2 separate regions of the Homo sapiens genome follow, and region 2 is linked to region 1. The links are chromatin loops, found by intact Hi-C in ENCODE. Cell type or tissue: heart right ventricle. All regions are shown on one strand. Links, peaks and the distances in the headings refer to the core of each region. The heading gives the core; the rest is flanking DNA. Region 1 overlaps NRIP1 (nuclear receptor interacting protein 1). Region 2 overlaps NRIP1 (nuclear receptor interacting protein 1).

What was found. A loop is a pair of places that touch in the nucleus more often than their neighbours do. Peaks named below come from ENCODE experiments on the same cell type or tissue, not always from the same donor. Only the 100,000 strongest peaks of a DNase experiment are listed, where the experiment ranks them.
Region 2: a loop joins it to region 1, with 1.8 times the contacts of the local background. A loop is called at or near these places in 25 of 110 quality-filtered maps.

Annotation. Positions count from the first base shown.
Region 1 is chr21:14,997,461-15,012,828 of GRCh38, reverse strand. The region is part of intron 3 of NRIP1 (nuclear receptor interacting protein 1); the gene reads left to right. Among named protein-coding and RNA genes, the nearest start is that of NRIP1, 60 kb to the left of the region's middle. RefSeq lists enhancers at 4,811-4,980, 6,875-7,810. In heart right ventricle, for the core only: no CTCF peak of the experiment used is centred there; no DNase peak of the experiment used is centred there; H3K4me3 peaks cover 636 bases; H3K27ac peaks cover 2,211 bases.
Region 2 is chr21:15,047,698-15,063,065 of GRCh38, reverse strand. All of the region lies in intron 1 of NRIP1 (nuclear receptor interacting protein 1), which reads left to right. Among named protein-coding and RNA genes, the nearest start is that of NRIP1, 9.6 kb to the left of the region's middle. RefSeq lists enhancers at 4,124-4,173, 5,549-5,598, 5,819-5,868. In heart right ventricle, for the core only: no CTCF peak of the experiment used is centred there; no DNase peak of the experiment used is centred there; H3K27ac peaks cover 3,294 bases.

The DNA of each region.
Region 1 (15,368 bases), core at 4,513-12,512:
GGTAAATATACACAGCCAATGAGTTGTTCTTAGAAAATTGTCAAATTTAGATTTTTCTTCCAGATTAAAAAAAAAGACAGCCAGGCATGGTGTCTCACACCTGTAATCCCAGCACTTTGGGAGGCCAAGGTGGGCAGATCATGAGGTCAGGAGTTCAAGACCAGCCTGACCAGTATGGTGAAACCCTGTCTCTACTAAAAATACAAATATTAGCCAGGTGTGGTAGCGCGTGCCTGTAGTCCCAGTTATTTGGGAGGCTGAGGCAGGAGAATCACTTAAGTCGGCAGTCGGGGTTGCAGTGAGCCAAGATTGTGCCACTGCACTCCAGCCTGGGTGACAGAGAAAGACTCCGTCTCAAAAAAAAAAAAAAAAAAAAAAAAAGACATTATAATGTATAGTGAACAACTTTGAAAACTAAAAATTTATAAAAACAAATTACTGATAGTGATTTTCTATATTCCTTTCACATATTTTTAAACGTTTTTAGATTTTAAAGATGATTATGTCAAATGTGTTTTTTCTAAAACGTGTTGTGTTAAATATGTTTTCCTTTTAAATGAACAGTCCATGGTCAAATAAGCTTGGGAGATGTTGGGTCAAAGTATAGAATGTCTTTTCAATATGCCTTTCATTAACCAGTGGACTGTGTCTCCAAAAGGAGGATCTGGTATATCTCAGGAGATGAGTATTTGACAAGTTGAGGATTCTAAACTAATGTTTTATGAGGTTTTTACTATAGTTTGTCTTACCCTGCAAAACACTCATGTTATATTTTTAAGTATAGTAATTTTTTTTGACTGAAAGCTCAAAGATAATGATTGGGAGGAAAAAGGATGTAATTAATTGAATATTGCAAACTAAATAAAGAATGAAGTGTTTAAAAAGCCTTTCAGTGTCTTAGGCCATGTTTCCCTTGCTATTTTGTTAGCTCCTTCTTTTGAAAGAGATACAATCATCATATTGAGTAACTAACAAAATTAATTCACCCTTTTTTATATTTTATAGGACTTTATATACTTTCTGTGCTGTTTATCTCAGTGTATAATATTTATTAGCTAATTTTGATAAAATTGCTGATACAAAAACAGAGAATATTTTCGGTAGTGTTAACTAAATGACCATAAATCAATTTAGCTTAAACACTTGAATATACTAATTTTCTCTAATGGAATTTTTATTGTTATATGTCATGGTTTTCCACTAGGACGAGTTCTCTATTGTACTTTTTTCTAGTTTGATTAAATTTTTGACAACTATGGTAGAATAGATGTCTTGAGTTTAAAACTTTCCTGTCAGACATAAAATATCTATATAAATTTTTTTTTAAAAAAGGGCCAGTACTCTGGGCGTGGTGGCTCACGCTTGCAATCCCAGCACTTTGAGAGGCCGAGGCGGGCGGATCACGAGGTCAGGAGATCGAGACCATCCTGGCTGACACGGTGAAACCCTGTCTGTACTAAAAATACAAAAAATTAGCCGGGCGCCATGGCGGGCGCCTGTAGTCCCAGCTACTCGGGAGGCTGAGGCAGGAGAATGGCGTGAACCCGGGAGGTGGAGCTTGCAGTGAGCTGAGATCGCGCCACTGCACTCCAGCCTGGGCGACAGAGCAAGACTCCATCTCAAAAAAAAAGTGCCAGTACTGATGAGCTGGGTTACGAGGTTGGTAAAGTAGGCTAATTGTATACATGGAATGCCTGTCCAACTTCATAAAACACTCCTCAAAGTCATATTTTTTTTTATTTGTTTAAGAAATAACTCTTTGTAAAATGTGTTTAAACTTTCACACCAGATTTTTAGTAGAAACGTGATGCTGGTGAAAGAAAGATCAATTTATAATCTGGGTGAGTTGTCCTAGTTGGAATTAATTGCCGTAAACCAATTTGGCCTTCTCACTAGTGTTTTCCTGGCCTTGTGGATAACCCTGGTAAGAAAATCTGTATGCTTGGCTCAAATGAATCATTGTTAGTTTCCAGCATTGCTTCCATCCACTCTTAATTCCCTTTCTCACAGCCAGCCATCTTCGTTCAGAGTCTTATCATTTCTCATCTGGAGCTCTTGTGCTGGCAGGCCTGTTTACTGACATCCTTGTTCGAGTCTTTTACAACCACCAGATCTTCCTAAAACTCCAGCTTGCTTGTGTTACTTGTCTGATCAAAAATAATGTAGCAATTGCAATAGCATAATGAACATAGAAAAGTAATAGACCTTCCTTAATCCTAACTTACTGTTACTATGGGAAACATTAATACAATTAACATTTTTTTAATTTGGTATCTTTAAATAATTGACTTTTCCTTAAGTCTTTTACTTAGTATCTTAATTGATATAACTTACGTTGTTTGGGGAGGAAGATCCCTACTAGACTAAGCCTCCATATCAACTCAGATTTTATAAAGTCGCTATATGCGAAGCCTCCATATCAACTCAGGTTTTTTTTTTTTTCCTTTTCCATGAAAGGTTTCAAATGAAGGAATCAAAATAATTTTAAAAGTGTTGATCAAACTGTCAATACACTTTCTCTTCTTACACAGACCCTGGTCTTTTTTCACTGAAATTAACTGTTGTGAACCTGATAGTCTCCTTGATTCTCTGCTACATTTGCCCTTCAACCATGTGGCCTGTGGTTTGCATATCTGAAAATTTTCTGATTCTAACGTCAGAGCTTATGCATTTTATTTAGATAACTAGAATTTCTTCATTCTGGATTAGAGGTATATGAGTAATTTTCAAACCTCGCTTGCTTCCTTTTTGCATTTATTTATTTAAAAAAATGTTCATAGTACAGTCTATGTAAGCTTCTAGCTTGAAGCTTTGTCTCCTGCTGTTGCCGCCCCTCTCTGCACCTCCTCCCCACCTGCCATCTTCTAGCCTGTCCTCCAAGCTAGTGCTTCTCAAAATATCTGCAGTAAAGGCCAATAATTTGTTTGTCTGTTTCTATTTTATTTTTTTTAGTAACTCACTTTTATTGTCTTTTTAAAAAGCTATATGACAGAAGTTTTTAGCAAGACTACAAAATCTAAGTCCACATCTTTCATCATTAAATTTAATTATAACTTTTATAGAACATGCCATCAAATTATTTTGTCATGTTCTATAAAAGTTTGTCATTACTGGCAATTTTTATTCTTGGAGGTGATTACTTAAAGTTTCTAGAACATACTCTATGCCATTGTGCTTCCTGGACTGGGCTTATGGTCCTCCTACTTTCTGAAGAATACTGAAGCTTCTTTTCTAATTGAGAAAGCCTTGTTTGTCCCTAGAGTCAGTTCACATGCAGCCTCTGTAGAGAACCTTCACTAAAAATGGTGTTCCCTGCCTTACCACTCAGTCTTCTTCCAAAAATTGTGTCTTTCAGTGCTTTCTCCACTTTGTCCATGCCATCTTTTTAGTAGCATCTCACTATGTTGTTGATCTGTTTTTTCCCGATGAGATTGTGAGCCCACTAAGGGCTGGTTTATCACTTAGTTATCCTTATAACTTCAGCTCTTAACAACATAGCAGCTTCTTTATAAATATTTGTACATTTGTTACTCCTTGTATGGTAAATTCAGAATAATAACGACTCTAGAGATGGGAGATTTTTCATATCCTCCTTAGTTTACTCATCTTTTTAGAAAGTTCTTTCTTTTCTTTCCTCGTCTTGGTCTTAGGGACATTCTGCACAGAGAACAATATTTATCTGCCATAATTATAGTGGAAATTCTTGAAATTAGAAGAGATTATGTTTGAAGAAAACCAACATTGTACTTTTCAACTATTAATAGCAGCAGCTTTCAAACTTTTTGCTTTCAAGACAACTTTATATTCTTAAATTATCAAGGACCCAAGAGAGCTTTTATTTATGAGATTCATATCAACTGATGTTTATCATATTAGAAATTTAAACTGAGAAAAAATTTAAAACAAGAGTTACACAAGGATGCATTCCATGTATATAGCCTCTAGACAACTCTACTGTACACTTATGAAGGAATGATACCAAAAGCCAGATAACATTTAGTAGTATGAAAGTAGTCTTTTCTTCATGTGCCTCCTGAATGGGTCATGGCCACCCCTGGCATCCTTGGACCACCCTTTGAGGACTGCTGTATTATGGCAATTCACTTGTCTAATTGCGAACAGAATCTTCTATATTTTTATTCCAATAATGTTAACCTTGCTTTTGTGTTTGTAGACTAATAAGTTTTTTTTTAATAACTGCACGGTGTATCATATTACCCACTTTTCTATTAATGTCTAGACCTAGAATGTGCTGAAACTTACTGCCAGCGTTGGCTTGGCAGCTGTAAGACAGAGATGCTTACTCAAGGAGAAGTCATTTTATTTGTGGATACTCAGTAAGGTCATTCCTAGTTTTGCCCTGTCAATTTTCCCCCTACCCCGGCTTTCAAGTCCTCTTTATGATTTGTGTACCTTCTAATACTTCTTCTACGGTGATTCGCCCAACTCTAGAGGTTTGGTCGTTTAAAAAAGTTTCACAAAATGAAGTTGATGTGTTATTTTGCAGGATTGAGTAGGCTTCCCCTCAAGTCTTTCCTTCTCTCCTTTGTGTGACCTTCCCCTCCACTTGCCTCAACCTGATCCCTGATGCTGGCGGTCCTTTTCTGAGAGTACAGTCTGCTCTCTGGCAGATATTTACTTGGCCCTGGTGACTCCTGTTCTGTTTTACTCCCTACTCTCTTACCTTGGCTGATACTCTGTTAAATTCTTTCTGAGGTCTCAGCGGGACAGTCAGTCTCTAGAGTATCTGACGACGCTCTTCAAATTACATTGGTGCTGGGTCTTCCCTGAGGGTTCTGGGAATGCGTTGTGTACCTTTCAGCTGGATCGGAATACCAAGATGGCTGCTAGTTCCGACACTTGATTTACTGACAGCTTCATACTGTTTTTACTCGTAGTGTTTTTATTGTGTGATGATGTCATGCAAGCTGGAATTTGAGGACTTGATATCATTATGAGTGATCATCTAAAAACATGAAGCTGATAGAATGTTGGGTAGTTTTTATTTTTTAATTCTGTGTCCTAAACGTAGTCGGGACTCAAGAAATGTTTGCTGAGTTAATTTTTTTTCTCATTAGCGTTGGATAGAACTCTTAGCTCCAAGAACCACATTATAATTTAAGTCGGACATCTCTGTCTTATAGCCAAGGGAAATACGCTCTCACACTGTTCTGAAAAGGTACATGTCACTGTCTTAGCAAAACCCTTACCTAATACTTAATGAAGGTTGATAGTTCAAAGTACAAAATTCAGACTTCAAACAGGATCTGATTCTGCCTCTTTAAAGCACCCCTGTAAGAATTACTACTTTTTTGAAACTTTGTAGAAATCATTTTTTTAGCACAGTGTTTATCAAACCTAGGCTTGAGATATAGTAATTATTTTTATCGTTTTTATCTTTGATTCAATAAAGTTGCTATGAAATAACACCCTATCTTATAGCACTGTTTATGTTAAACAAATTGGTTTTTAAATATTCAAAGCAGCCTTCATTGTTTCCAGAGCTGTCTTTTTCTTCAACTCTCCTGCCTTTGCCTTATTTTGACCATGGCAGTGCACTAACTGATCTACAGTTTCTTCTTCCCTCCAAGCTATCAACAACTCCCATAGCTTCTGGTTTTGTTTTTCTAATATGCTTTTAATAATACCATTGCTTGTAAGGAAACCCACCAGATAAAGGCCAGCTTCTTGGCATGGCCTTGATTCAAAGTCCTTGGTCCCAGTTGCATTTCCAGCCTAATCTCCACTCCCATTGGACTACCACACTTCCTGTGTCACACTCAGCTCTTCCTTGCCTTTGAGTGCTATTTCTGGACCCTAGAATGGCTGCCATTCTCTTCTGCCTGGCTAGCCCTTACTCATTTTTTAACCATCACTGACTACCACCTGCATGTGTACATATGAACTAAAAACCTGGTTACAGCCTATCTGTGTTCCTAGAGCACTTTTTACATATTTCAGTCATTGCATTTAGCACAGTATATACTCTCTCTCCTTTGGCACAGAGACTAAGGAAGAAAATCACCGGCACTGTGCACTCTCGGGTCTTATTTACTCACTAGGTGTTATTACTCTGTCCTTTTCCTGTCCTGTTCAGGAAAACATACCTGAATCCAAGTGAGTGAAAGTGTGGTTATCACCCAAGTTATCTTGAATTTATTTAGTCTGTTTTTTTAAAAGGGAATAATTTGCAACCTCTTAGACCTTATTAAATTCTGTACTTAACACTAAATACTTACACTAAATACTCTTTAGAACTAATCATGACATACCTTATATCTGATGATGACAAACCAGCATGTTATAGATGGAGACACACTGATTTTAGCATATATTGTGATTTAAGCATTACAGCTGTTTGTTCCACCAGACTATTTATTTCTTGAAAGCCAGGACTATTTTATTCACCTTTTTCCTTTTGTTGTTCTAGAGTAATGATTTAAACATTTGCCTACTTTAGCTACTAAATTAAATTTTGAGAGCATTGCCAGGGAAGAATCAAACACCCTCTACTGGCATTAATACTTTCTCTTTTGGCCCATGCACTGGTAATGCTAAAACATCAAATGTCATGCTGATGTTTTTATAACAAGACCGAGATTGCTTTACCTTGTTTTACTTGTGTTACTCACTATTCTAATGATTTTTTTTTTCCGTCTTAAGAATGTATTCATCATGTTGGGAATAAGAAATTTAGTAAACATGCTATAATGTAATTTTCCTTACCTGTAATTTTAGTAAGCTATATGCAGTATGCGTGAAGTTTGTGACTTAACCAACTAAAACCATGTATTTTTTTTTAAAAATGAAAATTCTAGAGATAAATATTGATGGAAATATTTTTTAGTCTTAACCTGTGACTGTGCTACAAATCTGAAAGATACAAATAGAGCTTTAAGTTTTACATTCACTACACTGAAATATAGTCAAGAAAGAATTCGACCTGAATTCTTTAATAAGCACAATGGAAGGGTTGTTTACTTTTGAGAACTAATAACTGCCCCATTCTTTGTGATTGTCTGCTTACATAATTTGTTATAAAAGAATGCTTCTAGGTAAACCCTCTCTCCAGAATGCTGGTGGTTTGTTCTATTCTGCTTGGGAAGGGTTAAGAGGAGACAACATCCTGTCAAAGACCTTGTTTTTAATTTTGCTTCTCACACTGGCACAGATCCTGCTAAGAGCAGCCCAGATTAGTTCGGAAAACCTTTGAAGAGATTTAAGATGTCCTTCAGCCAGTTTGAAGGTTTTTGTCTTGCAAATCCAGTACAAGGGCGCCTGCAGGCATCTCGACCCTTGCTGTGCTGCTGATGCAGCTCAAGGTCACACTAACCCGCCCTGTGACATTCAACAACAACAAAAAAATTATGCGGTGAAACTGCCTCAGCGTTCAACCAACCAACAACTTCCTTTAGTGAGGAACTGAGGAAGAAGACTTTTTTACCCCCCTTTTTCTTCTTTGGGGGGCTCTGTGAATTTTTGCTGTAGGAAATAATCCCGGATTTCTGGTGTGTGTGATGACAAGGTCATCTCTTAATTAGAACACATGTAAAGAACAAAGCTAAATGGCTTCAAAACAGCTTTGTAGTTGATGGAGAGGATTTAAATTATTTAAAGAGATAGTCACCCATGTATGATGGAAGCTGAATTCTAAAGGCATTAACTCCTTCATTCCTATCTATTTGTCATTGCTTTGAATTCCTTATGTCTGACTTTAGAGGGTTGCATTCTAAACTTAAGAGAATTTATAAATGCCCAGTTTTTAAATGATGAAATATAATTTATAAATCAAATTCTCAGATAAACTTTTCATGGAGAAGTTTTCTCCCCATGACATCTATCTCCTAGAAACATTATCACATGGCTGGACTTAGGAACTAGGAGTTACACACTTTTCCCTCTGGCAACTGTGATTTATTTATAATGTGTTGGAGGTGGGTGAGTAAAGTGCTTCTTTATTGCCTCACCTTCTCTCTTCCTCACTTTTATCCATTTGTGATTTAGAAGTCTAGTTAAGCAATTTTCTCCTGCCTCTTTAGAAATAACAGCACGTATCATTCAGGTTTCTCAACTTTCAAAGAACTGATGTAGGAAGACCATCTTTTTTCTATGGAAAAAAAATTAATCTTAGTTAAAAATGGACTTTAAGAAAGTTGTTTCTGAACATGCATGACATTTTAAGGCACAATGAAACCATGTCCATGAACACTCGGTAGCCATATTGGATCTGCTCCCCTTGGTGGGGCTTGTTTCCCCATGTTCCTCCTTCACTGCCTGCGAATGTTAACTACCAAATAAATTAGTTGGACAAAGTCCAAGTGCATTGGCTTTCTGTGCTTGAGACTTAATGTATATCACCTCTGCAGGATTGGAGCAGAACAATCTAAGAGAGTAATTTTGTGGTTGATATTTTCTTTATGTGTATTATGTATAGAAGCACACATGGCAGTTATTTTTTTATCCACAAAATGACATTGTGTAGAGAAAGTTACCTTCAACATTATGATATTAGCAAAGCAGTTTTCTCAGAATTTATACCCAGTTGCTTTTTGACTGAAGTAGAATCAGGACAAGTACAATATTTTAAGTGTGATGATTTAAACTGATATTTTGGATTTTGTGGGCGACACTTAAGAAATTTGTTTGAGGGGATAACATGTTGGACTGTGTGAAAACAAGTTAGAATGAACTAGACTTATTATTCTGAAGGATTTTTCTCCTATTGAGAAACAATTTTGGGGGTCCATGAAATGAAAAGGTGTGTATATTAAGATACATATTTTTAGGTATGGGTATTTTAAAGATCTCAGGTTTGCAAAAAGAAAATATTGGAGGGGAAATCTATATGTGAGGAAATGGTTAGTGTGATTCATTGCATCCTGCCCTTGCCTGGAGTCTGGTGTGCCCTAAATGTCATGTATGACCCAAGCTCACCTGCTAGTAATTTCTAATTTACTGTCCTAATTCATCGATTTGTTATCACTAATTGTTCTTCATTTACTTCTGTGTAGTTTCCAGTACCTAAAGGGTTGAAAGGTTGCTGTAATTGGCACCCGCAGCTGCTCTTTCTTTTGACAGGGGATAATTTTGCAGCCTATGCTTTGTGTGACAGCTGCCTAATTGGGCATTCTCCCCTTGTAGCAAGCCTGCCTCCTCCAGCCTCCCTGCTGACAAATGGTGGTGGATTATAGATGAGGACACGCTGACCCGTTCGACCTTGCTGAGACAGCGGGGAGGGGCCTCCTGCTACTTGAGGGAAGCTTTAGGTCATTTAGAGGACAAGGTCATGAGCCAGGTGGAGAAATGACATGATATAAGATGACAGTAGCCTGATGACATGGTCAGTGTGTCAAGGACAAATGCATCAGTATCGATTAAACATTATTGCAATACTTCATTGAGTCCCTAGTATTTCTTAATTGTTCCTACTGATTTTTTTTAAGAAATAGAAAAAGTGCAAAATGAGACACATGTATTTTAGCAGTGTTAAAGCAGTTGTTTACATGAAAACAGAACGGCTTAGGATGCCTCCTAATAAGTTTCTTCAGTTATTTTGAGTATTTTGTTCTTAATTTTTGCCTAGTTTGCAGCCCCTTAACTATCAATACTTTTCAAGAGTTATTTGAAAATTAAGGCAGGCAAATTAAAATGTGGCAATGTATGTTGTTAAAAAATATTTAACAACTTCTGTCATTCGCCTACTCAATGACTGGCATACCTTTTCATATTTTGAATAAAAGAAAAATAAGCCAAGTGAAAATGTCTAATTGAAAAGAACACCAGAACTCTAGATTTATAAGATTAACCATACCACCGTGATGCCATAATTATGAAGTGTTAAAGGTGCTTTTTAAATAATTGTTGAGACCTGAAAATATTTTTCAAATAGCTTGGGATTATTCATAATGTAAATACTTCAAGATACATGAAAATCTTTTGTATGTCTTATTACTGGTAATGCACATACTTTTCTTGGTAAAGTAGACTTGAGCTATTACAATATATTTTTAAGTGTAAAATCTGAAGAATCCATGCAGAGTCTATTAACCCTATGTTAATACCTGAAATGATAAATTCATGTAAAACTGCGCTGGATAGTACAATTAAGAAAAATGCCTAGTTTTAAAAATGGTTAACAGTTGAGTACAAAGAAGACTGATCATGATTCTCGTTTCTGGAAAAACAATTGTTGGGCACTGTTGAATCTAAGTCCTCAGTTCAACAGGAGGTAATTTTATGCCCCTGAGATTAAAAAAACGAGGCATGGTAAAGTGTGATGAATTAGTTCACCGAAGTAGACACATCTGTATTTTCATGGCACGTGTGTGTGCGTGGGTGCGTGTGTGTGTGTGTGTTTAATTTTGACCATGCTGTGCATGTGTTTAGCTGCTCTCAAACCCTGACTCAAGCTTGGTGGAGGTTTAATCCTGTGCCCTTGTACACGTATACTTGATTAGTAGTTGTGGTTATCTCAGCAGAAGACATACCGCCCTCCTCCTTGTATTGGTCGGGACCTGGGCATTAGGGAGTCAAGGCAAAGGAGAAAGAAAAGAGATTTTACATTAGTATTCTATGAAAGCCTTACGGTCTGCAGAACAAATTGATTACTCCGGTGTACCTGTGCTTGGCACCACTGCTGTGAGAGAAAGGTAGGGCCGTAATCTGTTTTATTGTATTGCATATTGTGACACTCCAGGAATATTCAACATGCGCTCTTTCTAGGGCACGTGCTGTAAGTCTAAGTAAAGAAAAAGGAAATAAATGAATGGAGAGTATGTGAGAGCAATGGGCTACAGCTTTGTTTACTTCAGTCCAAGAGAGTTCATTTGAATAAGATAATTTTACTGAAAGCGTCACCGGGAACATAACCTGATTGATAATGAAACCCTGTAAAGTGTTCTGAGGCACTAAATCTGCTTCCCTGCTTGAAACATGTGAGGCAGAGATGAAATTCAAGCTAGTACTGTAAGATTTTAACCATCAGATGGGAGCAGTCATGGAGGTGGTTATGGACATAGTTTAGAAAATTATTTTAAATTATCTTCAGTACATTATATTCTTAAAGATCCTATATAACATGGTGCAAAGGAAAGAGATTTTCATGAAAAAAAGAAAAGAGGTGGCCACTACACCACCTTGAACTATATTAAGAAATTAAGAAATGTGTTGTTTACTTTATTCTTCTGCTAGCTTGATTTGCATAAACATTATACTGTTTTATTCGGTTGTAGAAAAGGAAATTGCATATTTCTTATAATTTTTTTTAATTCTGTGATTGTTACTCAAATAGAGACTTGTAGTGTACAATTTGGGTTATTTGAGGTTACTTAATATGAAAGGAATAAATGCTTTAAGATTTTATAAAGTGATTAAAATATCTGTGATAGGGATTAGACTCCTGGGCATTTTTAGGCATTCTTAAAATGTGGTCATAGCTGCACTTTTTCGGTTGTGTATAAATCTGTACTGCAAGGGGAGAAAAGAAATTCCTCTTGTCCAAGCCTCTTGCCACATGTGAACTGCAGGTGCCCTTTTCCCTCTTCTGTCCCCATCCTGATCCTTCGATTACAATCAGAACACTTGATTTAGGAGAGAGAGGAAGCAAAATACCTCATACTAATACACTGATGAAATGAAAGTTGTTTCCTATTGTTTACTTTTGTATTCTTGAAACTAGTATATAGCTTTACATTTTTTAGATTACATTTCACTTCCATTTAAATGTGTGAATAAGTGTTCTGTATGTAGTAATTATACATCCTGAAGACATTCCGGAGATCTGTATAATCACAAGCTATAGACATTGGTCTAGACTGGCTTGCAGATACTTTTATAGAAAATGACCAAGTGAAGAAGCATTTTTAAGCACCTGTTAATAATAAATATATCACTCTGTGACATAAAAACATTGATTAAAATGAACTATTTGAGGTCATATTGTCTATAAAGGGGATGTTTTCAAAGAACTTTGGAACTCCCTTACAAAATTCAGACTATTAAATTTTGTTTCAATTGGATATAGGCATCAAAATTATTTGTACTGTATTTTTGTACACCTAGTTTTGTGGGTTTTTCTCTATTGAAAAAACATATCAGAAATTGTAGAGGAAAAGTAAACTATGGAACTAAAAATCAGAATATTTTATTTTTCAGAATTAAACATGTTCTTTAAACTCTTTTTACTTACAGTTTTTGATTTTGTAATTACTTTACAAATTTTGAAGATTTTAGAATCTTTCACTTTCTCAAAAGAAATACATGGCATGCACATGGTTAATAATTAGCCAAGTAAGATGGGGAAGTTAAAATAGGTTACCAAGTAGAGAAAATTGATATTTTCCTTTTTTTTTCTTATTTATTTATTTTTTGATGGAGTGGAAGATTGTTTTAACAGGAAAGGACTATATTTTGTTTACCAAAGTATCCACAGTGCTTAACACTGTACCTGGCATATAATAACTGCTTAATAAACATTTGTTGAACACATGAATAAGGAATCCTCAACCACCTTCCCCTCTCACCCACCCCGATACATTCCTTTCTTCTCTCTTGGCTATTTGTGGTTTCAATCTGTGCAGTGTTCATGGTAGTGAGTTTTTACATGAGTTGCTCTTTTGAAAGTACTCTAGGTATTGAAGAAACAGGAATCTCTCTGAATGGTGTTTATGGAATTGTTTTCCAGTCAGAGTAGTTCAAATGACTGAGTCTTAAAGTGTACTTCTTCCAAATGTGTGCTTTGAGTTCTTCTTCCCTTCAAATTGCCTCTATTCTTTCCCCTCATATGCAGATCTACTGTGTTGTTGAATTTTGTTAAGCTGTGAAATCTAATTCTTAGAGTTTCATCTTGTCAGTTTAGGTACATTATGCTTATTAACCAATATCAACAAATTATTTTAAACATCCAAGAAAATCACCAGTTAATTTTAGTCAGATATATCTAGGTACATTAAACTATAGAGAAAACAAACATTTGACATGTTATTATGGCTATTAATTTAAGCCATGAAATGGAAGACATTCATGAGAACAACTTTATGTGGGTGATACTTCCCTAAGTTCAGTAAATGAGCATGCAGTGTTACTTGGTATCCAGTGTTAGCTAGGCTTGGACTGGAGTTCTTGAGCAGTAGGAACCTTAGGAATTATTATAAAGAGTTCGTTTAACTGATGAGAACACTGGGCTTTAGGCAAGTTCCTACTTAGCCACTGTTATAAAACTGCTTAGGACCTGAGCCAGGGCTAAAACACAAATCATCTAGCTTTTAAAAAAGTGATTTTTTTTTTAACCTGGTATCAACTCTTTGTTCAATTTTATGCTTCTGAAATAATAATTGTTACGTTTATATTAGCCAAATTTTATTCCTGTAGCTGCAGTAAAGTTTATAACCAAATAGAACATAAATCAAAGCAAACTCATACACACAGAATTTTCAATTGCTCCCTATGGATGTGGACTCAGTAGACTTCCATGCCAAGAATGGGTGACAACATATTTAGTATTATGAAGAAAGGTATTAAAATTTGAGAAGAAAACTTTACATAAAATTACAGTGGCCAGGCATAGTGGTTCACCCCTGTAAGCCCAGCAGTTTGGGAGGCCGAGGTAGGAGGATTGCTTGAGCCCAGGAGTTCAAGATCAGTCTGGGCACCATAGTAAGACCCTATCGCTACTAAAAATTAAAAAATTAACTAGCTACTTGGGAGGTTGAGGCGAGAGGATTGCTTGAGCCCAAGAGTTCAAGGTTATGGGGAGCTGTGATTGAATTACTGCACTCCAGCCTGGACAACAGAGCACGAGCCTGCCTCTCTCTCTCTCTTTCTACGAGAGTTCACACTGGAATAAACTTGTGAATACAGTTGACCCTTGGACAATGTGGGGATTAGGAGTCCCAGCCACTGTGCAGTTAAAACATTTGCATATAACTTTTGACTCCCTCAAAACTTAACTACTGATAGCCTACTGTTGACCAGAAGCCTCACCAATAACATTAAAACAGTTGATTGACATGTATTTTATATGTTATAGGTATTATATACTGTATTCTTATGATAAAGTTAGCTAGAGGAAAGATGTCTGAAGAAAACTATAAGGAAGAGAAAATATATTCACTCTTTGCTAAGTGGAAGTAGATCATAATAAAGGTTTTATCCTCATCATCTTCACATTAAGTAGGCTAAGGAGTTGGTGTTGCTGTCTCAGGATTGGCAGAAATGGAAGAAAATTTGCTTATAAGTGGACCCACACGGTGCAAGCCAGCGTTGTTCAAGGGTCAACTGTAGCACATCACAAACACGTTATATAGTCTGTTGACATTTGGTATCTGTGGCAGTGTTTTCTTTAATAATATAGTCATGGCTTTGCAGAGGAAGGCAGCCAATTGAGTCTCTTGCCATGTGGGGACCACCAAGGGGCAATGCTTGCCTCCTTCAGTGATAATTAAATGCTGACTTTTCAAGAAATTCAAGAAATATTCTAATTCAGATTGTTCATGGAGAGATTAGACTCCTGGGATTGGAGCTGTGGTTTGCAGATAGGTCCCAGCGGTACATGTCAGATAAATATTCAGGTTAAAGACTGAGAAGGTCCATCCAAAATTCACATGCCTAGTTCAGGGTGCTGACAGACTTAGCTGTAGGTGGGTCAGGCCTTCAACCACATGGGCTACTCATGACTTGGTTTTATTTCCAGTAGAGAAATGAACAAGGAACTAGAGAAATGATCAGAAAGCCAAATTGACCAAACACAGAGATACTGGAGAAGCTGCTAGACAGTAGCAGTGTGGTTTGGAGACGTGGCTGTCTCATGCTCAAAATTAAGTTTATAAGCTTACAAGTCATAGGGATGGTGGTAAAGTGTTTCTAACCCTTTCCTTCCAATTACTGGAAAATAAATCTCCAGGCCTGGTTCTTTAGTTCAACAGTTGGGCAAAGTGTGCAAGCAAATTATTTCACCTCTTTACACCACAGTTTCCCCATCTGCAAAATGGGGATTATTTTAGTGTCTTCCTCTTTAGGTTATGAGGATTAAATGAGAAGACAAATGTATAATACCTGGAGTATATACAAATTATATATAAATTGTATATATAAATATATTTATGTGTATATATATAAATATAAAAATATATTTTTTCATATATATTCAAGGATAATATAAATGATATATATAATGATTATTTTTGTGGGTTTGTGTGTCTACGTGTAAGATTACCATGTCTTCTACTGACGTATTTTTTTATCCTGCTGTTAATAACAGACGACTTGACTAGGTAACCATAATATGGGAGCTGTATCCAACCATTTATGTCTATTTTTTACCTATTAATTTATTCTCAGTTTTTAACCTAGATAATGGTCTGTCACTTTAG
Region 2 (15,368 bases), core at 3,111-11,110, 52 kb before region 1:
TAGGAGTGTGAGTAAAATATACATCAGAACATAACAGAAAAAAAAAAGGACTGTTCGTTGTTGATTTTATTCAAATGAGTTAGTTGAAAAACCAGGTTTAATGCCTGTGGGAAGTTAGTTGAAAACCAGGTTTAATGCCTCTTTTACATGCATTTCTAAACTCTGCAGAACTTGGATTTTGCTAATTTTAACACCCTAAAATATTGTTAACTTTGCACTAAAGAAGTGTGTGAAGAGACTAAAGGCTTTTCTGACTCTTGCAGTTATAAGTGCAAAACATCATGATAAAAAATAACCTATACCACCACCTAGAGTCTGTTTGTTAGTTTATTGCTCATGAAGTTTGCTTAAATTGACATGTCTGTTACAGTTCTGATATAGTCGAAAATGATTAAGAAGTACTAGCTTTCAAAAGCCCGTCCAAGAGAACAATTATTTAAGTAATAAATAGCAAGTGCCACTTTAAATTATCCGTGCCACCTTTAGAATTGAAAATTATGACATATCAAGTTGAGTGGGCTATTCTCCAAAAGATGTTAATTCAGAAGATTTTAAAACGGAGTTTTCAGTTTGTGCGCCAAGGCAGTTCTGATTGCTTAAAGACTTCTGCGTTGTTATCAGAGATTCAAGAAATCTTCCCAATCAGATGCCATTAGAACTTTTTGAAGTCCAGATGAAACAAAAGCAAAAATACAGGAGAGCATTACAACTACAGAAATTCTGGAAATTCAGAAGTTAAGAGAGAACGCAGCCCATGACAGAGTTGTGATTCAGAGATATGAAGAGTAAAATCAATGTGAATTAAAGTGATAATCTGTTTTGCTGGTAGTTTATATGTGGTAAAGCAGTCTATTAAATGAGAGACCTTAGGGAGGCAGCTTTGTTGCCATGTGGCTTATCACATTGTCCATGGAGGAAGTAATGTTCCTCCTTTAAGTGGTGTAGCCTGAGAGAAAGATGGCCTCCAAGATCTTTAATTAAATACCAGTTGAACAGAAAGAACTAGAGCACTGTATTAATTCTGTCAAACATCACTATTTTAGAACATTGAGGACAACTAAAAATGAATTAACGCATATCTGAAAGCAGAGTTTGATAGAAGGTGACAGATGAGGCAAAATATGCCAATCTAATGGAACAAATAAGATAAGGAGATATGCCATCCTTGACTCTAGAAAGATCAGAGGGAAGAAGATTATTGTTAATTGCACAGATTCTATTGCAGACCAATGCTAGAAGACAATGACATAGAAGTAATTTTAAATCAGAGTGGCTTAGGATATATGAGGTTAAAGGAATTTGGCTTTTAATTTTAAAACGTAAAGAATGTAAGAAACTCAAAAGCTCATGTTCTAACTGTTGTTTGGGAAAAGCAGTAATAGTTTGGTGTATCAGGTTAAAAGATAATTTTGCTCAGAATGAGTTTAAAATACCGAATTTTTGTCAAGGAAAACATTATTCACTTTAAATTGTGCTAGGGTCAGTTTTGCTTTTCGCATTTGAGATTGCTTGATACAATTAGTTTTTAATGTAGGTTAGTAAGAGGAAATGGTAGTCCCTTCCCTACCATTTCCCTCCCTCCCTTGCTCTCTTCCCCTTTTCTAAAATAAACACTGTCTAGATCTTTGGATATTTTCTTCCATGAAAAACTGCCTTAGTTGCAGCGTTCCTTCTTGGCTGTGGGTGGGGAGAAGTTTCTTCACTCTTGTACTTTTCCCTTCTGCCCCTTCAGGTGATTGATACACAATCAGAGTGGGTTTTGTTCTGTGTGTTTGTTTAATAACGATTTACTGTTACACGGATGAAGACTGGGAAAAAGCATTTGCCGTTCTAGCAAAGTCCTGTATACCCATGTCTTCCAACTGGAGAAATATTTTCATTAAAATAATCTTGACTACTGTTGAAAAGTCAAAGAAAATTTTCAACAAGATATGCTAGGGTCTTGCAGGATATGAGTTTGAATCTGTGAACTAAAAAGGTTCAAGTTGCATTTCCTTAAGTTGTAGTTTTTTCAGGGACTTTTGGGGGAGGGGGAATGAGCAGGCTCATCCTGTAGTATTTAGATAACACAACAATTAGAGAAATGTAACACCACTATGGCCACTAAGACTTGAGAAGGTAAAAACCAGGAGTGTCAGATGGTGAAACAGGCCATTGGAATGGAACTGAAGATTATGTCGAGAGGTTGGAATGAACAAAAAGTAAATGGAGGAGAGAGATCTAGTTTCTGTATCCTGTTTGCATCTGATGCTGAAGCAGAGACATGAATTGCTGATGGTAATGGATTCTATTCTCTTTTAGGAGGCCAGCAATATTATATAAATAGTGGTTGTTTGAGGGAGAGAAACGACAAGTTCCCCTTTTGTGCATGTTCACACTTTGTTTTGAATGTCTCTGAGATATCTTTAAAGTAGAGGATCAAAATTGGGTACCAGCATGGAATCAGGAGTTATACTTTGGAGGAAAATGAATTAATATTAGATCACATTTTCTTTAATCTTTTAAGATCTGGAATTTTACAAGGGTCTTCATCAACAGGGAAAACCGTGTTCTGAGTGCTAAAGTTTGGGTGGTGAACTGGATAATTCTTTTATAGGATCTCTGATAAAGATAAACATGTAAATAACTGCAGAAATAATGCTTTATTTAAGCACATTACCTATGATTCATGGTAGGGGGAAAATAGAGACCACAGAAACTCCTGAAGTCTTATCAGGGTTTCTTTGCAAACTATTATATGGATGCCCATCTGTTGTTTTTTCTTGAAATTTAGTGTTCAGGTTGATGGATACTGAATGTATAGGATTCTGAAGGTTGGAGTTTATTTAAAACAGAACTTTCCTTTTGTTTTACTACGAGTTATGAAATGCAGTTTTAATTTGTTGCAATAAATATAGAAACTGAGATGAGTAGGAATTTATACTAACTTTTCTCACTGTTATGGTACATACTCTATATCATGAACCTTGAAATTCAAATTGATCCCTACACTATCTTGCAAATATTACAAATGAAGAATTACAAAAGTTGTGGTATTTTAGCTTATCAAAATGCACCCGAAACATAAAATATTTTTCTTTAAGTTCTTAAATCAGAAGAATAGGAAAGAGTTGAAAATAAATGTGATACATTTTATCATTATATTAGTATTTTGTTGAAATTAATACCTTGAATCATGCTATGGATAAACATTTAGCCTAGAACTCTAAAAGTAGTATAATGTGAATCAGATTTAAAGAATTGAGAAGGCTGGCAATTCAAAAATAGAGGAAGAAAACACTCTTTGGGGTTATGAAAAAAAGGATCCTCTTAGTATTAAGATTTCTTAAAAAGCTATACACAGTTTTAAGATAGATTGTTCTTGAAGATAATGGGGCAAATAATTACCTGCTAAACAAATTATGAGTCCTGTGATTCTTTTTTTGGTTGAAATAATTTCAAGAACTCCAGCATATGTTGCAGTTTTGGCTAGAAAGGTGATTGTGACATACATCCATTCATCCATTCTCCCTCTCTCCTTCCCTCCTTCCCTCCCTTCCTTCTTTCCACTTTCAATACATAGGGCTGGGGTAGCAAAAAAAAATAATAATAGTAAACAGTTTTGTAAAACTTGATAATAGAATTATCTGACAGGGTTAATAGTTGTGTTTGAAATTCAGAGCTAGTATGGTTCACTCTCCCCAGAAAATAAAATTTTAATTTCTTACACCTCAGGGAATAAAAACTCTAAATTAAAACCCATCTTGCCTCTTTAACTTTGTGTCACTTAGCAAAAATATCTTTAAGGATGGAAAGAAGAGACCCCATGTGTCTTAAATTCCAAGTCACTGTGTGACTAAGCTCGGAGTTCCAATAAATATTAAACTAGAATTCTGCTGGGAATTTGAGTCATCCGCTTAAGCTACTCCTGGGACCAAGACAACTCTGGTTGACCTGATGTTGATGTTTATTCAGAGCTTTGGTGGAAAGGAGCCTCTCACCCTTGGACTTCTAATTAACAAAGTCATTCCTTAGTCACTTGTTAAGTGATAGAGCTACTCCTTGTTTTCAGGCCTGTAATTTGCTAAAGGATTGAGCACAACAGAGAAACTAAGGAGTTTGGAGCTTCTGCTGTTTAGAGTCTGCTTTCATTATTTTACTTTTACTTTCTTATCTAGCTATGTGAGGGTACTATGTAAAAGTCTGGTGATTTGCTTTAGATACTTAAGAGAAAAGCTTAGCTGTAGTCACATATAGTGTCTAAGATGGCTTTCCTTATAGTTACATGTTTTTAATAGTTGAGTTTGCCTATACTCTTCATAACATGTGCACATGTTAAATATGTTACTGCTTTAAAAAAGCATTTCATTAGTAAGATGGGGAATCGTTTATGTACAATATTGAAATGAGAGTAGTAGTATAATGGTGTGTTTGGTAACTAACAGGACACAATCAAAATTTGAGAATTAGAAGTTCAGAATGAAAAAAGGACTTCTCTCTTGAGGAATCTATCTAGAAGTTGAGAGATAGCAAGTGTTTAACAGAGTGTAATGATTTCTGAGAAGCATGCTTTTAAAGATTTTTTTTAAATTCCTGAATTTATGAGTTTATATTATAATAATCTATAATAGAGCAATAGATTTATACACTGGAAAAGAAACAAATTAAGGGAAGGAGAGAATACACAATGACATGGAGGACATCAAGAAAATATGTTTGGAAACATGTGAAACTCTCCAAATGGGAAATAAATATTCTTGAGAGAAATTAATCACAGTTGCAGTTTTTCTCCTAAAGGGACTGTTTGCACAATGGGTTATGTAGGCTCAGGTTTGATTTTTGAAAAACATGTTAAAAAATAGTATTCCTGTTATTCCACGTTTATTTTTCGAGTTTAGGTTCTGCTACTAAATCAAGATGATACAGATAAAAGGAAAGCCCTTTTATCTCCCCCGGCAGCATCTGTTGAATAAGGGGGTTATATTTGATTTCTAAATTCTAAAATTCTGACTGTACAGCAGTATATGCCGTTGTTGACAGTAAACAGTAAAGATTTCAAGCCTGTGGTTTTAAAAGAAGAAGAGATGATTGGGTAGAAACTTGGAATATTAAGAAGTTGTTTAGTTACTTGGCTGTTGCCTTTTCCTGTTTTGTTGGGAGGGGGAGCAGGGAAAGGAAGAGTATTGAACTTTTTGGGGCAACCGTTTTGTGCCAGACATTGTGCTGGAAGCTTTACACACATTTTGTCTTTTAATCCTTCCAGTTCCCCTGTGACATGTAGGTATCATTTTCTCTAGTTTAGAGATAAGGAAACCTAGTCTGAAAAATGCAAGAATAGTTAACTTGCCTGTGGTCACATGGCAAATTTCATTGATAATTTGATTTTCTTAAAGAATATGCCATTGTTTGAAGAAAAAACCAGTTGCCATCTGACATTCAGGAAGCCGTTAAAAAACCTTGCTCCCAACCTGGTAGCCATAAAACTCATGCAGCATTTGCAAGCCTCATAGCCTGGATTCTCCAAGACCAGGCTCTCTGGGAAGGCACATTGTTGCCAGTCGATGATTCTGCAGCAGCTTATGCTAGTTCTCAAAGCGCTGATGTCCTGCTACCTGCATTGCGCTGGAGGGAAATGTAGTCACCAAGGGCTGCCGCACAGGCTCTTTTCCCTCCAGTGCTAACTCTTCTGAAGTGTATCACAGAATTACTGCGGTGTTATTTGAGGCAGTGAAAGCAACTATGTTTCTTTATATAATTCATTGAAATAGCTTGTCATGGTCTTAAACTGAGTGTTCCCAAGGCTAGTTATGTTTGTCCACTTCAAGGAGCAGTTGTAGCAAATTCAGAACCATAGCTCTTCCTGGTTGAAAAGTTACAACTCTTGACTATTAACAGTTCTTAACATGATTTTTTTTTTAATTACCCTATCTTCACTCACAACAATTTTGTTAAAGACTATCCTGTGCTGATAAACTGCTCTCTGAAATGCAAAGAGGAAATTAACAATGTATTTGTGAATTGGAAGGAAGTGGAAGCAGAGAGATGAGGAGTAGTTGACTTTATTTTGAGGGTAGACTGTGTCAGGAGGGAGATTGTTGAGTGGGGGAGCTTTGTGGCACATAGTACATTTTTAAGTACATACCAGGTACGTTCTTTTATTGTTAAAGCCATAAGAAATGGAGTTATGAGCTTCTCCACCTCCTTTTACTTGCCTCATTTAAAATTTATGGAATTTTTGAACCTAAAAGATTCAAGCTGAGTGGTTCCCTATACACTGAAAGGTATAGTCAAATTGAAACTATATTGGAGACACAAAGATGAATAATAAGACGTGTAAACATAATATTTTCTAGGGTGCTTTGGATTTTGAGTTGCCAAATCATGTTGGAAAAGCAAGAGATTTGTATAAAAGCTGCAAAGGAAACATCTGTGTTTTGTTTAGAGAATACGTTATATTTTGGCCAAATAAGAAAAAAGAGAAATTGTCAAAGTGAACAATATGGGGGGAAGAATGTCTTCCTAAAGATCAGAATGAACTTATATTATTTCCTTAACTGATCCATGCTTTTTAAAAAAAAATGAATTAAAATACACTGAATCTATGTGAAGCCAAATATAAGGATTGAAAACAGTCTTTTTTAAATTTACCATCTGATTCCTTTCCAATATCTGGATGTTTGCTATTATTGTGGCAAGACCCATTGTTAACTGTATTGCTAAAAATCTACTTTTATCTATCCTGGTAATACTTGACTGACCTGAGTCAAAGTCACATTTTCTTTTTTTTTTTTTTTTAACTTTGAATTTCTTTTGCTTGGGCTTTCACAAATTGAAGTTATTTCATAGAATCGTTAGATTTTTCAGGTTGGAAGAGAATTTGATAAAAGCTACGGCTGCTCTGGATTTAAGCACACCTATCTTAGAGGCACCTTGTCCTCCCCCCATTTATCAAACAAGTTAGTTTTTAGATGCATCTTTTGTATGGAAGAGCACACAGTTAGTGTAGACTATAAATAAAATAATGATAAAATGCTACCATTTAGTGCTTATGTGCCATTTTCTTTCCTTTTGGGTTTCCTTCTTTATTTCTGTTTTGTCTTTACTCTGTTTTCCTTTTTATTTCTTAATATCTCATTCATCTTTTTTTTTAATTGCCAGGGGATCCATGTGATACAATGGGGTCAATAATTACTTATCTTCCTGTAGTTTTTGTTATTGCTGTTAAGTTAAAATGCCCAAAACAGTTACTATCTGCATTTTACGGAGGAAGAAATTGAGTCCTTAAGAATTTAAAGACGTTTTGAAAGTCATTCAGCTAGCAGTTGGGTAGACCTAGGATGGTCAGTCAAATCTTGATTTATTTCACACTTTTTTGTTTATTTTTGTCAAAGCAGTCTCAGAAAGAGGGGTTTGTGTACCAGGTGTTAAGGAATAGTTAATAACCTTTGGTGATGGATCCCGCAGTAAAATCCAAGCTAACCCCACAAAGGGATCTATAATAATAAGAACTGGGTCTTGAGACATGAAACGAGAATTGGCTGGCTGCATCACTTTTGTTCTAGTACCTTATTTTCTTCTCATGGTCTTCATAAAAGTCTTAGGATTTGTTGAATATTCTAGTACTTGAAATGTAATTTCCAGGCTGAGAATTTAAAAAAAGAATAGTACAGTTATGTACATGTTCATGCAGTGGCATTGTTTTACATGTTACGTACATTTGGAATTTTATTTAAAAAGAAGTAGGGAGACTTGCTATTTATTTGCAGACAAAGAGAGCCAGATACCTTTAGTTGACCAGAACACTCACAGGCCAGCTCTACTTTTTACTGATGAGTAGTATTCCAACACCATTAATGTAGGTGGTTGGGTCTGTTGGTTCAACTGGAAACATATCTCAAAGTTTATGGACCCCATTCCTCTATTCTCTTGAGAAAGGTAACAAATAAGATGAGGGGGCACTGTGTGGACCAGTGGTGATAATGTGCCATGAACCAAGTGCACGTTGGTCTACACCCCTAGAAAAGAGAGCAAGAGAGAAGAAACCTATGTGTAGACCTTTTCATGGACCACACACTGGCCACGTTCCTGATGTTGGTGAAACAAATTGGAAAGGAATATTCTCCCTCATGGGACAGTGGGCAAGGGAGTTTGTAGGCTTACTTCTGTCCCCAAGCCTCTAACAAGATCAGATTTTCTTTCACAGTTTTGTGTACGCCCTGATTGTAAAAGTTAAACTTGTGTTATAGCTGTTTTCCTTGGTAGAACTCCATGAATAGGAGCTTATTCATCAGTGTACTGTTGGTCCTGTAAGTGTCTGGCACACAGAAGGATGTCTATAAGCATTTGTTAAATTGAACTGTACCAGTCCCAACCACTGGCAAAATTTGGCACAGCAGTAGAACCTTTATGTATTTATGCATAGCAGTTGTTAATTATTATGTGTAACTTATGAATAATGGAAGCTCTTCCACGTTTTTTCTTTAGTCTGTTTAAATTAGGACTTTTAAAAGGAACAATATTTTTTCCTTAAAATGTATCTTCTTCTTTCCAGGCATACTAATTATGAGGGAAAAAGTGAAACTGACTGTTATTGACATTATAATTAATTGGTACTTGAAATAATTTGTTTTGTAATATTACATTTCTTCAGTAATACGCAAATTATATTAGAAAACGTTTAGCAAAATCTTTGGGGGCAACATTTTTTTTGTAAGGAAATGAATACAAATATTTCTGGAGCCTACTAGGCAGTTTCCTTAGCATCACTTCCTGTAGTCAAAGGGACCCGCCAGCTGGGCACACTTAACTGCCTTGGATTTGACGGCTTGGTAAGGTGGAAATCTTAACATTTCACATCCAGAGTTCATTTTGGTGTGCAGTAACCTTAAAAGTTAAGAGGGTATCAAGAACAGTTGATGATTCAGAACTTGGTAAGTTATGGGATTAAGTAGTATATGAAGCCCATCTATGTTTTAAAAATTAGGATTTGCTCTTCACTGAAGGTGAATTTCCTGACTCTTTTCTAAGAGTCATATTCAACTACATTAATAACTGCTGGTAAGAGACAGAAAATAAAATTATTTTGAAATGGAGCTCAGAGATTTCTAGACGAGAAATTTATTTTAAAATGCTAATAGAAAATAAATTATATGGATATATATTTATAACACTGATTTTTAACAGATGCTCTTAAAATAACTTTAACCTAGTTTCTTGCTTTGTGAAGACAAAGTTGTTTGTTGTTTCTTTTTTGTTTAACAAAGGTAACTTCATGAGTATTTGACAGTATATTTCTTTTGGCTCATATTTCTGTGTATTCACCTGCTTGTAAATCATAGCAAAAAGGAACAAGCTAATGGACTAATATATGAAGTAAAAGGGCAGAAAAATGAGCACATTTACTATTTATGCACTGTGTTCTACTGTGTGCTTTCCTCCAGTGCTTACTTATCCTGAATTCCTGAACAATTTTTTCCCTCATTGTTCATTAGTGTCAGTCGGTATGTTATAGAAATGTGTGAATTTCTATAAATTAGTTGTGAGTGTGAATTTCCCACTGTTGGATTCCTCAGCAGACACCCAAACTTAATTTTTATTTCATGAACTAAAAGTTGTAGCTAAGGCATGACATCTGATCAAAATTAACACTATTATCCTTTGCAATGAAAAGGGTGAATAAAACTAAAGTTCCTGGTAGTTGCCCCTGATACAAGTGTTTGCTTAGCTTTGACCATACATCTATCTATTTATTTTACATTTTACACATCCATGGGTATTCCTCCCGATAATGCCAAGGAATGCTTTCCTTTGCAGGCATCATTCTAACAACACAAACACATTCACTGTGAATTTTAAACTCTCGTTCTCTTTTTTCCTCCTTTAATAAATTATCTCATTGAGATTATTCATTGTTTTGGCAGTACTCTAAACGATCTTGCTTTTGCAAAATCATTGTATATTCTGTTTAATGGCATGTTACTTTAAAACTGTAAAGTTTAGGGTTGCTAAAGGCAAAAGCTGACAATATTTGTTAATATTGAGAATAGGTAAAAATGGGCCTTTGGGCAGTCAACAAAAGTAAAATTAAAATCTGACTTTAAATCTTTTGAAAATCTAAAATTAATATGGATTTCTTTATACCAATCAGAAATTCAAATTTTGTTTTATGTTACTGATCTTTAAGTTGTTTATGTGTCACAGTGAGAGTGGTAGGAACCTTTTTTTTAATTGTATGAAGTAAATGGAAGGAAAAATAACAGTATACATCACTGTGGTAAAACTATCTTTAATGATAGCATGTTACTTTGGACTACGTTTTGTTTTATTTTACAGTGAATTAGGAAGTGTTTTTCATTGTGTTTTTTGGAATTCTGGTAAATGTGAGCAGCAATTCATATGCATATAGGTGTAAAAAAGACGTATTTGAAAAGATATGCTGCGTGAATTTGTCCAGTGAGGATAAGTAGCAAGTTGTAATTACCTTCTGTAGTTTAAGTCATTGGCTGTATTGAATACTTCAGTGAAGTATCGCGGGGGAAAACTGTGGTTGTACATACTACCTTGTGAGTGTTGCAGGATTTAGTAGTTCTCAATGACCATTGTTACTTTTAAAAAGGAAAAAAAGTAGTGAGGGGATAGGATAGGAAGTTTTGATGTGTGGGAGGGGAAAGGAATCATTACTTCTCAGCTGCTGAAGTCGCAGTTTATTTTGTTTTAGGCCTCTTTGCATAGCATATTCTAGAGGATGGCGAAGGATAATACTTCGGGGTGAAAATGTTAGTATCCTTAACATACTTCCGGGTGGTTTAACTATTAATCAGAAGCACCATGGAGATTAAAGAATTGGAGCTAGGGATTAGATAGGTTTTAGTGAGGCTTTGCCACGGAAAAGCTATGAAATGGGTGAGTCATTCAACATCTCCTTGCTTCAGTATCAGCGTTACTTCGAAAGTGAGGTTTTACTTTCAAATGTATTGAGTATCAGGGTGAATAGAACTTAGGGCTGAGAGGATGTCCCTTATGATTTTTTGAGCTTGGCATTTAATATTTTACAGCAAAGTTTTTAGCTTAACATAATTGAACTTGTACTAGATAGGGTTAATAGGCTAGAACAAAAGGTCAAAGCATAAGGCATTAGGCTTAATTAAGGGAGAGCAGGAGTGGCAGGAGTGTGTGACAGTTAAATGGGTTTCCCACAGACTAATGTCGGTTACAGTGCAACCATGCCTCAACTTAAGTGGGTTATTTTGTGCAAAGGGCAGCAGTGATTAGCAGTTTGACATGCCAGACACTTCTGGCCAATCCCATCTGTTTTAGAGGTTAAAAAAGCACACCTTTATGAGCTGATGGATTGATTTGTGTGCCCGTCTGGTAAAGATTAGAAGTCCAAGGCCAATGCAGTAAATGTCAGTTATAGAGTATTATACTTTCTTGGTTGGCTCATTGTTTTAACCGTCAACTGTTTTATAATGGGGGATAAGTGCTGTTTATGGTGTTGAATGCAAGATAGGTGGGGGAACAGGTGAGGGAGGAAGAAAAATATTTCCTAGATGGACTTGTGAATCAAAATATTCTGTAGCAGGTGTTCACATTTTAAATGGAGTGTTTTTGACCTGTTCCTTACAGTTTCAGTCACATTGTTCTTTTCTGAGTGTTATCTGAGCAACACTGCCAGTCCAGGATTTAATTTTGCATACAGAATTGGTAGGTTTGTTTATTTAGGTACCTCTTTTTAAAGGTGTAATAATTTTTTATTGACCACCTGAACAAGGGAAAATAAAATGAAAATGACACACACACGCGCACACACACACAGAGTTCTGTGTTCTTTTATGTGGTCAGTCAGGTGCATGTGAAAAGGAGACCCAGGAGGGGCTCAGGAAAACAAAGTTTATTATACTCATGAGTTCTCGGAGGCACAGCATGCCATTCAGGGCCACATGAGAAAGCCCCAGTGTTGGTCTAGGGGCCAAAGGGGCAGGAGCTAGAAGAGAGACCGGGCTGCAGCCGTTTCTGGAGTATCTGTGGGAAAGGCAAGGCAGGGCGGGTAACCAAGTTTAGGATTCGCTAGTTTGCATTAGCTGTAGGTAAATGCTACTGCTACTACTACTAATAAGCTATAGGTGTGTAATAATAGTAGCTTTGAATAAGTTATAGGTATACAGGCTCTAAACTGTAAGAGTGATCCCTAGTTTGCCTGGTAGATACCAGGCAGGGGAATATTGCCTCCTGGGTGTATGGGTCAGGTAGAGGAGGTATCGCTGTGGATTGTTTAGTTTGCATGTGAAAGGCACGCTGAGTCCTTTGCCTTCTCTAAGCGTTGGCTGGCCCCTAGAGGGGCAATCTCTTCCCAGCCAGAAAGGAGTCAAAACCATCATAATATACAGAAAATAAGAAACATAAACAATACACACATATGTACTTGCTTTAAGGGTAGGATTTACTGTGGTCACGTGAGTTTGAAGTGTGTTTGAACTTAGACTCTAACCTATTTCTTTCTTCATTGAAAGTTGTTAAGTGCGATGCCATTAGTATAGTTCATTTTCAGTTCTGGATTGTAGCTCATTTAAAGATACACAAATACTACGTTTTGGTTATAGAAATTGGCTCCAACATATTCTGAAATTCAAGGAAAGGGAAGATCCCAATATTATGTGTATGAAATCTTCAGACATTGTCCTCATAATCAGTGAACTTAGTAACATAAAGCATTGATTGATTCTTTTGGGATAGGCAGAGAGAGAATGTTTGAGAAAAACAAAAGTTATCTTAACAGATTATATTCTTCCTGAGGTTTGAGTTTAAGTAGAAATGTAGCCAAGAACATTGGAAACACATTGGAAGGTTCTGATTGGTCTCAATAGCTTATCCTTGTCAAAGAATAGGAACCAAATATTGCCTGTTACCTAGTTACACACATATATTTCATGTCTGACTCTGAATTGTTTCTTATAGAAAGAAAATTAAAATACCAAGATGTGGTCACTGAAAGTTATATGTAGATAACAATAGGAATTAGTATTTTATTATGTATATGTATGCATTTATTTTAAAACTAAGCTAATCCAAAGTGAATTGGCTTAACTTATAAGAAGACATTGAGAAATTTTATTTCTCATTTACAAAGGACAAAGTGACATCATGTATTGAAGTTTTTTAGGAATATATTAATTAAATATATGTCCATCTGTGTGTTCTTTGTGGAGTAGCATCTCTTGAAATGATTTGGATCTAATATAGATTTACGTAAGAAAAGTTTTGCCCTTCTCTATAGGGAGAGAAAATGAAGAAGCATGAATTTTATAATATCATAGCTTTTTTTTCATTAAATCATTTGTAAGTTGCAAAAGATTGGCTTGAGTAGTGTAAAAGTGCTTGGATAGTAAATTAAATGTGAGAGATTTACCTAATTTAATGTGTGGAAACTGTTTAAATGAATCTTTTGGTGATGTTGTATTAAACCTGAAACAAATACTTCACAGTCTGCATATGTACTAATATTATAAACATTTAAAAAGTACCCTAAATCCTATTCTTTTGAGTTCCTTCTCTTTTCTCCAGTAACTTCAAGTGCCAATAATACCTTGTTTGTGTTACAATTGCATTTTACAAAGCTAAAGGGAAATAATTTGTAGGGTTAACTTTTGTGTGTGTGTGTTTTGATATACTCTTGAGGTTTTGGAGAATACACATTATCCCCTGTAATCTATGATTGTTAATCTGTCAATCTATTGTACCTCTTTTCTTTTATTAATATAGTATTATTGGATTTGAGACATGTAAACTATGCTTCTCTAAGCAAATTAGTTGAATATATTCGTGTTTAGGTTATAAAAAATGAAAGCAAGAACTCTTAACATACTTGGCATCCTGTGTTTTAAATTCTTTTCCTAAAACTATAGCTTTGTAACCTGAATATTAGGTGTTAGAAATTTTATAAGACAATGGGAAAATAATGGCCCTATATTGTATTTTGCTTCTAAATGCTATTAGGGTATAGAATTGTTCTTTATTTAGGCAGATTAATTTTAAGAAGAAAGCCATAATATATGATGGACTTATTCAAATATATATTTTAGTGTTATTTATATATTTGTAAAATGAATACGTGTGTGTGTGTATGTATTTGTATGATATATTTTAAATGGAGATGTCTACACCTGTTGATTGCATTAAGCATTTAGTATCCCCTAATGAAGGATGGAAAAGGTGCTGCCACACTGTCTAAGTGGATCATTTCTCCTTGGTAAATTACACACATTCTACTTTTTTGTATTCTGTGACCTTGCGGTCAGTGACTTCAGCCCAGAATAGTTTCAGAGTCATGTAAATGAATGCAATTAAGGTATTGCCTATCATCTTACATAGTTCAGATGGAACCTTATTGGATAGAGAGGTTTATTTGCTTTATGAGAAAGGTCAAAATAAGGTTAAATTTTATTACATAAAATGATTTGGTAATGTTTTTATTTAGCTCCTAAAAAAGTAATGTCCTAATAGGAAATGATAATGCTTTTTGTTTTTCCTTTATCACCTGGAGGTCTCTTCAGGTTCTGTTTGTTTTTGTCTGATTATAAACTCTATTTTGAGGAGATGCCTTCTGTCGACTAAGATTTTGGGAACATCCTGCCTGTAGTTAAGATTCTAGATATCTTTGACTTATACACTTAGGTGACATACCCTGTTAATGATGTAGGGTAGCTTTGGTGTTGCTGATGTGTAGGCATACTTCATTTTATTGTGCTTCACTTTACTGCTCTTTGAAGATAATTTTGTTTTTTACAAACTGAAGGTTTGTGGCAGCCCTGCATTGAGCAAGTACCATTTTTTCAACAGCATGTTTTCAGTTTGTGTCTTTGTGGTCATGTTTTGATAATTCTCACAATATATAAAACTTTTTCATATTATTATATGTGTCATGGTGATCTGTAATCAGTGATCTTTGATGTTACTATTGTGATTGTTTTGAGGTACCATGAACTGTGCCCATATCAGCCGGCGAACTTGTTCAGTGTGGTCTGACTGCTTTACAGACTGGCTGTTCCCCCATCTCATCTCCCTTTCCTTGGGATTCCCTGTTCCTTGAGACACAACAATATTGAAATTAGGCCAATTAATAACCCTATAATGGCTAAGTATTTAAATGCAAGGAAAAGTTGTAGGTCTCTTACTTTAAATCAAGAGCTAGAAAAGGTTAAGCTCAGTGAGGAAGGCATGTCAAAAGCCAAGCTCTTCTGAAAGCTAGGCCTCTTGTGCCAGTTCACCAAGTTGTGAATGTAAAAGGAAAAGTTCTTAAAGGACATTAAAAGTGCTACTCCAGTGAACACATGAATGATAAGAACACAAAGCAGCCTGATATGGTTTGGCTGTGTCTCCACCCAAATCTCATC